2 separate regions of the Mus musculus genome follow, and region 2 is linked to region 1. The links are chromatin loops, found by intact Hi-C in ENCODE. Cell type or tissue: heart. All regions are shown on one strand. Links, peaks and the distances in the headings refer to the core of each region. The heading gives the core; the rest is flanking DNA.

The links. Hi-C counts contacts between places; a loop is a spot of excess contacts. Peaks named below come from ENCODE experiments on the same cell type or tissue, not always from the same donor. Only the 100,000 strongest peaks of a DNase experiment are listed, where the experiment ranks them.
Region 2: it touches region 1 in a loop (2.2-fold over the local background); 4 of 42 quality-filtered maps call a loop at or near these places.

The regions. Positions count from the first base shown.
Region 1 is chr7:112,071,869-112,077,248 of GRCm38, forward strand. It overlaps Usp47 (ubiquitin specific peptidase 47), which reads left to right. Exons shown (of 29, transcript NM_001357952.1): 9 at 2,604-2,699; 10 at 2,789-2,941. Among named protein-coding and RNA genes, the nearest start is that of Usp47, 51 kb to the left of the region's middle. In heart, for the core only: a CTCF peak has its summit at 3,098 (motif pointing right); no DNase peak of the experiment used is centred there.
Region 2 is chr7:112,020,036-112,025,415 of GRCm38, forward strand. It overlaps Usp47 (ubiquitin specific peptidase 47), which reads left to right and starts at 3,471. Exons shown (of 29, transcript NM_001357952.1): 1 at 3,471-3,711. The coding sequence starts at 3,673. It also overlaps Gm3960. In heart, for the core only: a CTCF peak has its summit at 3,205 (motif pointing right); DNase peaks (open chromatin) are centred at 3,326 and 3,776; H3K4me3 peaks cover 2,717 bases; H3K27ac peaks cover 2,616 bases.

The DNA.
Region 1 (5,380 bases), core at 217-5,216:
GTAAAAACAAAATCATATAAATCTAGACATCAGAAGAGCTGTAATGTCAAAAATATAACTCACAAAATTAAAAGTATTTACTCCTGAAATAGAATATTTGTGCATCATATATCTGACAAAGGAATATTTAAAATATATAATTTCAAGCCATCAGTTTTATTTTTTAATCTCACAGTCCATTTAGAAAATTGGCAAAAGATACTACCAGCATTTCATCAGATTAGGCAGTCATATGCCAGAATCAAAAAAGACATTTTTAGTCAACTAGCTACAGGAAATGTAGGTTTTACAATGAAGATCTTTCTTCCTGCCCCTGGAACAGTTAACAGTACAAATCATGACAGTGGCTGCGCTAGTAAAGTGTTAGCCGTGCAAGCTTGAGAAGCTGATTTTCCATCCCAGAGCTCACATAGAAGTTGAGCATAGAGATGCATGCCAGTACTTAAAGTGCTGGGGAGATGGAGAAAGGAAGTTAACTTATGTTTACTAGCAAGATGCCTAAGGTTTGCTAGCTGGCCAGATTGGGTGGACTGATGGTCAGTAAGAGACCCTGTTTCTAAAAATAAGGTGAAGAACGATTGAGGAAGACTTACAACATTGACTTTTAACTTCAGTATACAGATAGATGCCTATACACATACACAAATACATACATTCACACACACAAAATAGTTATAGAACTTAAAACTCACAATGCAGAGAAACTGGGTTACATTGCTGTATAATTGTAAACATTACAGATTATCTTTATGAAACTGAATATGGAATTAAAACAAGTCCCAGTAATTGTATTCTGGGCCATTTATCTAAAAGAAGTAAATTTATATGCCTATAAAAACTTATACATTAATATTGGTTGCATTTTTATTTTTAATATTAAAAAATAAGTAAGATAAGATTTGCCTTTACAAGTAAATGATTGAACAAATTCTAATATGTGTAAGCTGTAGATACAATGAGCAGTAATTGGAATGAATGGAGGAAATGAACATGGATGGAAGAAAGCCAGTCACAAAAGTTGGCATACTGTCTGATTTCATTTGCATAAACTTGGTCATGTAAATATTTTTTATGAATACATTTTAGAATTGCACCACTGTTGGTCATTACTAGAGTTACTGAATTTGGTCAATTCCTATCTTTTATATAGAAACTATTTAATGCCTTGGCTATCCTGTGGTAAAGAGGACCCAATTCAGATAATAAATACACAGAACTAACTTAATAAACAGACTGGGGCAAACAGTGATTTGAGAATGTTTGAATGAAGGAGTATCATGTTAGTGACCCCATCACCATTATGATGTTCTATAGTTTGCAAAATATCATTTTTAGGAAGCAGAGCAATGTATACAGAGTATCTCTGGGTAATATCAATTCTTGCAAGTATGTGCAAATTTATAATTATCTTAGAAATGAAAATGAAAACAAGATGAATGAATGGCTTAGATAAAGATATCTTGAATTCTTTCCCTGACTCAGAGCAGAGAGTCTCATGGAGATGCCTGAATATAGCTGTTTGTAAGGAGGCGTGTTGCATTGCTGCTGTGTGTCACTAACAATAATTGCTCACAGCACCAGAGATGCAGGAGATAGTGCTCAGTGTGTTGTTCCAGTTCTTATTATTTATAAAGCCTAGAAATACTGGTTTCCCTATTCTAAACAAAGCAAATGCTAAATAGTGAAGAAAAATGGATCTGTGGAGAATACGACAATATTGTATAGGCCAACAATGAGAGCATGAGAGGAGAATACAGCTAGGCCATCACTGAGAAGATGGGGTCCGGGCTATGTTCCTTCTGGTTGCACTTGTGCCTAGATTATGTGCTATAAAATTGTAATGATCCTGGCTTTATATTTGCTAACCTAAGAATGTAAGACTCTCCTTGTTCTACTTTGACTTCTGAAAAATACACTCTACAACTATATGAGCAGTTAAACTGTTCATAGTGTGTGAGGGAGGGGATGGCCCACGTTAAAGCAAAGCTCGTCACCCTAGAATGATAAAGTCACAGTTTGGAGCTAATTTAGAAGCTTAATTTGTTAATAGCTTAACATATCAAACTGTAGCTTACCAGAAGCAGTCCTTTTCTGTTCTGTGTGCTAACAACAGCATGGTATTGGTAATGTTCTGTCCCTTTCATAGCTCAGGACCTACCTACTTTCTAAAGATCAGGACTTTTCCTTTCTATAGCATTCAGTCTAACACCACAGTGTAAAAGTCAGTAAGAAATTAGGTAGAAGTCGGGTGGTGGTGGCACACGCCTTTAATGCCAGCCAGCACTTGGGAGGCAGAGGCAGGCAGATCTCTTTGAGTTCCAGGACCGCCCAAGCTACTTAATAAAATCCTGCCTTGAAAAACTTATTTAAAAAAAAAAAAAAAGTAAAAGTGGTTGCAATATAAAATAGTGACCAAGGCAATTTTTATGAAGAATGAAATAACATAATTTTGTTAGAACTTTTAATGATAATTATAATGATACTTTGCTGCTAATTTTGTTCTAATCATTTTATTCATACCAGTTTTGGTGATTTCAGTTACAGTTTTAACATTAAGCAGTGTTTTAAATAATTGTAAAACAATTACTTTTTTTTCAAACTAGGAAGAAGCGTTGCATGCATTTATTCAACCAGAGATCTTGGATGGCCCAAATCAATATTTTTGTGAACGTTGTAAGAAGAAGTGTGATGCTCGGAAGGTAAGAGACTTGTAAATATATTACTTTGTCTAAGATGATATTCAGTATTCTGTCCATTTGTCCCCCTAACCTCACTTGCCTCTTTTTAGGGCCTTCGGTTTTTGCATTTCCCCTATCTGCTGACCTTACAGTTGAAAAGGTTTGATTTTGATTATACAACCATGCATAGAATTAAACTGAATGATCGAATGTCATTTCCGGAGGAGCTGGATATGAGCACATTTATTGATATTGAAGATGAGGTAAATACTACATTTCCTTGTTATGCTTTTCATTATACACTTTATATTTTTATTTTAATTTTTTAAAATTACTTTAGGTATATGAGTGTTTTGCCTGAATATCTGTGTTACATGTGTGCGTGATGCCCTTTAGGCCAGAAGAGGGCGTCGGATCCCTTGAAATTAGAATTTGAGACAGTTGTGAGGCACTATATGGGCTAGGAATCAAGCCCCAGGCCTCTGGGAAAGCAGCCAGTTTTCTTACCACTGCGCTATCTTTCCAGCCCCTATTTATTTTGAGAAGAGTTGTGTGACGTGAGTTAAGACTGATATATTTAAAGTGTGCTCTTGATGAAAGCTTTCTCCTTTCTCATTTTCCATTAGCTTACCACATGAGATTATTGCTGTGGCTAAAAACTTTTCCTGAAACTGTACATTTCAAGTATTCTTATTTGGTCAGAATAGCATAAGCTCTTTAAGAGACAAAAGGGTTTCACCTCTGGGATTCTCTCTTGATTTTGGATAACAGTCTTGTTTCATAGTTTCTTTATTAATGAAACTATATTATAGCTGGATTTCTGATCTTTAATACACATGGTGCAAATGTATGAGTGAATGAACAAGTAATATATAACCTTACTGTCTTCTGTTTGTGCCAATACTCTTCGAGAATTAAGGTACTGGTTACCACCACATAAGTTTTCTAGCTCTTAAACGAAGTTACAAAAACAAATATACTAGAGGTTTTATCTATTACTCTTTGATTCTATATTTTGTTTTAACTTGGAACTTTCAATAGTTTATACATGGAATTTTGATGAATGCAGGAAAGGTTCATCCGTTTCTTTCTATTCATTGACCTCCAAGGGTTTTCTAGCTTTATTTAATGTGTGTGTGTGTGTGTGTGTGTGTGTGATGCTCTCCTGATTGCATTGTGTGAACTATTTCCAATCAGAAAGGGTAGTTGTTACAGGATGATAAATCCTTGTTGCTGTAAAAGTTTTGTGTGTTGTTTTCCTGATTGAAACTGAATACTAGTTGTAAAATCTCTTTCTTCCAGGGGTTCAAATACAAGTGTAAATGGTCATCAAGTTTCATTTAGTATTTGTCTTAGTTAAGGTTACTGTTGTGATAAAACACCAAAGGCAAGTTTGGGAGGAAAGGGTTTATTTGGCTTAAGCTTTGACAAACTGTTCATTATTGAAGAGAATCAGGGCAGAAACCTGGAGGCAGGAGCTGGTACAGAGATCAGAGGGGAGCGCTTCTCACTGGCTTGTTCATCTTGGCTTGCTCAGCCTGCTTTCTTATAGAGCCCAGAACCACCAGCCAAGGAATGGCACTGCTTGGCTCTCCTACAGGCTTGACTACAGCTTGATCTTATGGAAACATTTTCTCAATAGAGACTCCCTCCTCTCTGATGACTATAGCATGTGTCAAATGACATAAAACTAACCAACATAGTATTTGTGTGAGCATGATGAAAACAATGTTTACTGCACCTCAGCTGTGTTGTCCCAGTGTTGGTAGAGAGGAGCTTCCATCTTTGTCCTGACAGTCTTTAACTGCTTCACTTGTTCTCCACCTGGTCCTTACATGTCACCATTTAGTGCTAGAAAGCACCAGAGATAATATGCCTTTATATTTGGTACATCCTAGTAAATCTCTAAACTTTGGCTCTCATTTTTCTGTCTAGCTATTGTAAGAAGCTGCTATAACTGCAGTGGATATTCACTGAATGGCAGCTGATGAGCATTTGTAAAGAACTGATAAAGTAGCGGATCAGGCTGGATGTGTACACATGTACGGAGAGAGACAGAGAGGGAATAACAAGATTGGATTGTGCTTAATTAAAGTTAGGAAATCTGTTGAACTTGAAAAGAGATATTCTTCATCAAATTCCTATTTAAATGTAGATGAAGATCTGGTCTGTGTTTGTATATTCCTGACATATTTGTTGTGAAGGGAAACCTATCCCAGGGGAAAGAAATACAGACTTTGCTTGTTTGTTTGGAATTTGGGGACTTTTTTTTTTTTTTTAATCTGTTTGGTTGGTTTTGTTTTGCTTTTTTGAAACAGAGTCTTGTTTATGGCTGGCCTGAAATGAGCAGTCCTTATGCCTCTGCATCCCAGATGCTGGGGTTGCAGGTGTGTGCCTCCATGCTTAGCTTGCAGTTCTGGGGGTGATTTTTCACCTTCATTTTGTCTTGAATCAAATGTCCTCACAGGAAGAAGACTGTACTGAGAACTAGAGGATATGCTTAGAAAATGTTATTACAACCAACAAAAGCTATTCTTGTTGAGTATTACTTGGTGGTTTCATGACCTTGAGCTTACTTATGTACATCAAAGACTTTCATCTTAAAGAAATCTAAATTTATATTAATAAAAACATTGTAGGAATGTGAATCAATTATAAAAGGAAAGGAGAAGAAAATTGTTTGGAGTTTATAACAAGTAGAA
Region 2 (5,380 bases), core at 108-5,107, 52 kb before region 1:
GGCTCCAGCTGCTTCAGTCTCTCTGGTCATCCAGATGAACTCGAAGAGCTGAGGCTTCCTCTGGAGCCAATCCAGGCAACTTTTTCCTCTGCAGCATTTCTGTCAAATGTCTTATGCTTTCTGCAGTGTTGGTGGGCTTTCTTCTCTAATCATGTTGGGTTTTCCTTCCAACCACTTTGAATGCCGTATGTAAAAGTAACTTCTATTCTGTTGTAACTGTTGTCTGGGAGGCTTACTGCTAACCTAGGCTTAGTCCTGGAAACTTCGGGTCTTCATACCATCGTTATCTAGGTCTAGGATGTTCTCAGCCTCTGAGACATGCTGCTGAGTAAGCTCACTCTTTCTTGTTCTTTCTGAGCTCTGGCTGGCTGGTCAGCTGTTCTGGTTCAAAACTCCTCTCCATGCTGACTGCTTCAATCTGGCTTTTCTCTCAGTCTCTGAAATGCTCTGCTTAGCCTCAAATTGGCTCTAACAATCTTTTCTAATCTTCTGGCTCCTTCTCATTCTCTTGCTCATACTGCCTTTACTTAGCTTGTTCTCTCTTCAATCTGTCTCTGGAAAACTCTGGGGGTAAAACTGCCTCCTTCTCCGTCTCTGTGCTGCTCCACTCTCCCTCTCAACTCCACTGCACTGCTCTCCAGGAACTCTACTGTATTCCTGTGCTGTACTCTCTTCTTGAGACATCCATCTCAATAAATTAAATGAATAAATAAACAAGAAAAAATTAAACCTTATCAATATTTAGTCCATAGATCAACATCAGCATCTCACTATTCTTAAGTGAAAAGTATGTTCTCTGCAATGTGGGTAATAGTTCAGGGGTTCTTCACTTTATTGCTTCTTGGTATATTAAGATTTAGTCCATGTCAATTCTCTCATTATGTTTGCTAGCTTTATGTCAATTTGACACAAGCTAGAGTCATCTGAAATGAGGGAACCTCAATTGTGAAAATGCCTCTATAAGATTGGACTATATATATACAAGGTGTTTTCTTAATTGGTGATTGATGGGGGAAGGCCCAGCTACTGTGAGTTGCTGGCAGTCTTGGTGCTATAAGGCAGGCTGAGTAAGCCATGAGTGTAGGCCAATGGGCAGCACTCCTTCAGGGGCTCTGCATGAGCTCTTACCTGTTCCTGCCCTGTTTGAGTTCTTGACCAGACTTCTTTCAATGAAGGACTATGCATAAGTATAAGTCAAATAAAACCCTATTCTGCCAGGTTGCTTTGGGACATGGTGCTCCACCATGGCAATAATAACCCTGACTAAGATACTTGCTATATTATTATTTCGTTAAATCAACTTTTACCAAGATGAAAGAATCCAGAAAGGATTTCACGAAAGAGGTCATGAGTGTAAGCATGAAGGAAAAAAAGGAAAACTAGAATGGCACCTAACTTCTAACAAGGCTTCTAGAGAACCAGCTCACTTAGGAAATGGAAATGGCATGCGTGAAACAGATTTGGACATACTCCCACTTTGTGATTTTGTCCAAGATGTGCCAGCCAGGGGGACCGTGGATATGCAAGTTGAGTTATTCACCTTTAGAACAATTTACATTTCAATAGTCAAGAGAATCTTGATGCAGTATTTCTTAAAAGTCTATGATGAAGTTTCAAACATTTACATATTAAGGCTGAAGAGATGGCTCAGTAGTTAAGAGCACTTGTTGCTCTTACAGAGGACCCAAGTGACTCACAACTGCCCATAACACCAATCCCAGAGCATCTGGTGCCTCTTCCAACATCTGTGAGCTGCATGGTTGTGGTTCATGTACACTCTGATACACACAAAATAAAAAATAAAAAAAATTAAACACTCTTCCCAAACTCATCATATGTATGCTTAAACATGAAGACAGACTTTTTTGGCCTTTTCAGAAATCTGAGTAGTGTATTTAAAGAATTTTTAGTCTACTTGGATTTTTGTTTTTATTTTGTTGATTGTTTTGGGAGAAGGTATTTGACTGTTCTGGGAGAAGGAGGTAGGGATTGAATTCGGAACGCTCTGTATGCTTGGAAAGTCCTTCACCACTGCAGCCCACCTGTTAAAACATAAAAATTCTAGTTGACATTAGGAAAGATGGAAAATTAGTAGCTGAATTTCAACAAAACCCTTTGTATGGCTGGAAGCTGAAACAGATAAAAATGAGCATTGTATTAGTAATAGTAGTTGAAAATGCACTTCTTCCATTAGGATCAAAATCTTTGTGGGTTACCTTTTTCAGCTTATGACAGCTATTAAAGCCAAGTACAGAAATAACCTGAACACTGAATCAGATATTTTAATAAGTGTTTCACAAAGAATTAGCTTTTAAAAAACTAATGAAACCTAGTCAATCAGAGTGCGTTCACTAAATATTTTCAGTAGGGTTAATGGATTTTTTTATACCATTACTACTTAAAATCTCGTTTATTTTAAATGTCTGTCTTTGCTATAATTTTTAGAATTTGTAGATGTTTTACAGTGCCACAAATAGCAGAATTCTAATAAATCTTACATAACTGTATAGAGAGCTTTTCTTGGGTGTGGGGTGTTCAATAGTAACAAGTTTGGCGAACCAATAGCATAGGTAAAGGAGTTGGCGCTGTGGATGCTGGGTACATGGCACAATGGAATTAACTCAGCAGGCTGTAAGAGGACTAGTTTGCCAAAAGTCTTCATGAAAGACGTCTCACTGGGTCTTCATAATGGAAGGAGTGCGGTGAAGGAAAATGACTAATAGGAGATTTGTTTGGTCAAACACATGGTATTTACCGTCTGGGGAGATTACAAAAAAAAACATATTCAAAAGGACAGCACAGGTTGAAGCGCACCACAGCTCTGCTCTCAAAAGGCTCCCTCAGACTTGGCCCTGTAGGAGGATGACAGCAAGCCACCCAGAAGGGTGCAGGGGAGCACCTCTAAGTGTAGTGACCCCTCTTTAAGGGGCTCCAGGGGCTAGCTGATGGGCACCGAGGTCCCTAAGGAGAGTGGGGCGGCCACGAAAACATGACAGACGAGGACCAGAGCCTTGAGGGCGAAAGCCAGAAAGGCGATTTCTCTACAAGGCGCGTTGTTTACCAGCTCGAGGCCAAAGGTTCCTCAAGTGGGGCTGCAGCGGGGTCGCTGGAGACCAGGAAAGAGTCTGGGGACTGCAGGGCTGAAAGGGGGGCTTTGAACTGGAGCTCGTTCGTGACGCAGGGGCCTCGTCCCTCCCTCGGCCGACAGAGGGAGCCGGAGGATGGGAGGACCGGCTTCCCCGTAGTGAAAAGCGCCTACACCGGCTCTCAACCAGCGTAGCGCGGCGTACCCCGGGGCTGAGCAAGAGGTGAGAAGATCCCGAGCTCACGACGGCCGCCTGCATACCCCAGGCGCCAGACGCCGGGCCGCGCGCCCACTGCGTTGAATTCTCGCGAGAGCGGCGGCCGCCATTTTTCCATTGATTGCCGCGGGCCGGGGGAGGGGCGGCGGCGGCGGCGGCAGCGGCGGCGGCAGCAGCGGCGACGGCGGCGGCGCCCTGGGTCGGTGTCTGCGCGCTGGTGTCTAAGGCCTGAGCGGAGGCCTCCTCAGTTGCTGGAGCGCAGGCGGCTGGGAGGATGACTGTCGCTGCCGTTCTCTCCTGAGACACAGCCGCCGCCACCTCCACCAGGCCCCCGCAGGCAGGGCGGAGACGAGCGGTCGGAGTCTGAGCGATGGTGCCCGGCGAGGAGAACCAACTGGTCCCGAAGGAGGTGAGGGGCCGGCGGGCCAGACTAGGCCCGAAGCCTGCGGTCCGCTCGAAGTCGTGCAGGCCCCGAGCGGGAGGCAAGGCTAGGGCCGGGCAGGCGTGGGGCCGGGTGGACGGTGGGCGCGGCGGGCAGTTGGAGACCGCTGGTTCCCGGGGCCACGTAGCCGAGGGAGAGCTCCGGCTGCGAGGGGCTAACGCATCAAAGACTGGACCCGAGGAGTTGGGTTCTGCTCCCGGGGGTGGGGGGGAGTATTGCGGAGAGAAAGTGGCCTTTGAAGTCCAGACTTCACACACGTCGAGCCGAGAGAGTTAAGAGAGATCGTTTCAAAGAAAACATTCTGGAACAGTTGCCCGTGGGCAGGACGGGGTGACGGTGCTGCTTCTGGGGTTTGACAGCGTATAGCTTACGGGGCTTGTGAAATCGACACCTAAGTTGAGATCTGTGGGAGGGCAGACTTAACTGTTAAAGAGTTGTCGGTCTCCCCACCCCCCTCCCCCCAGCCTCCATTCCCCCTCCTGTTACTTCGTAGTACTATCGGCCAGCCTAAATGGGGCCTACCCAGGATCGTTGAAAAAGTAGTTAAGTGGGGCTTGAACGGGAGGGTAAGAGATAGCCGAGTTAATTTCACCATATGGAGAGACGAAACGTTGTTTTTGTGTGTAATTTTGGTCTTTTTCTGGTGTTGCCAACTTGGGTGACTTAAATTCTTAAAAGCGAGTGACATAAGACTCCCGGACTTCTTGGCTTCCCTTGAACAGTCAGTAGTAGAAGATTAAAGGTAGAATCCTGCACTGGCCAGTGGATTTCGACATATTAATAGTCCGTTGGCTTTATAAATATCCTCAGCATATTCAAACATGTATTTTTAACTGCTGGTCGTCAGGCTTAATGCTTTGGACTTTTATATCTCATATACCTTAAATAGATGCCAAGTGTTAAGTTGAAATTAGGATGGTAGGATCTTGATATTTATACACGATCATTTCGGATTCCTAAATGTTTAGGTTTTGTTTGTTTGTTTTTTAATTGTAGCAATTTGTTGCTACACAGACAACCCCTGGCACAATGCAAAGTGACTTTATTTTGTACCTGAATAGTTAAAATTTCCCATCTTTCCTTAGATGGATAATAAGTTGATTTTTAGGGTTTTGTTTTGCCGTTTTGAGGTAGGATCTTACTATGTGGACTTTGAAGTACAGACTTGGCTGGCTTGGAACTCACTTGTAGATAAGCTGGCCTGGAAATTCTTAAGAGGTTTCCCTGTCTGTCTCCCCCGATGCTGGGATTAAAAGTGTGTGCTATCAAACTCAGTGGAGTGCCTGTTTGCTGTTTAAGGCTGAGTTGTGTGTGTGTCAGTATTTTATCTGTCAGACATCTCTAAGTCTCAGTACAGCAGATAAGCACGAACTAAAGATCTTGCCTCTGGAACAGTTTCAACAACTGAGAGTTAGGAAGTCGGGAATGTGAGTCCTCCTATGGTCCAGTCCGGCATTTTGAACTTTGTACTAAGTAACAAGGAAGGAAGGAATAGGTTTTACGAGAAAGCTAACCTTCATTTCCTTTGGTGCTGGTTTCCAATCTTAAGAAACAAAATTAACCCTTAATTTCCAACATTTAGAAAATAGAACAACAAGTACAACCCTGCATAATATTATATTAATGACTCGGTTTG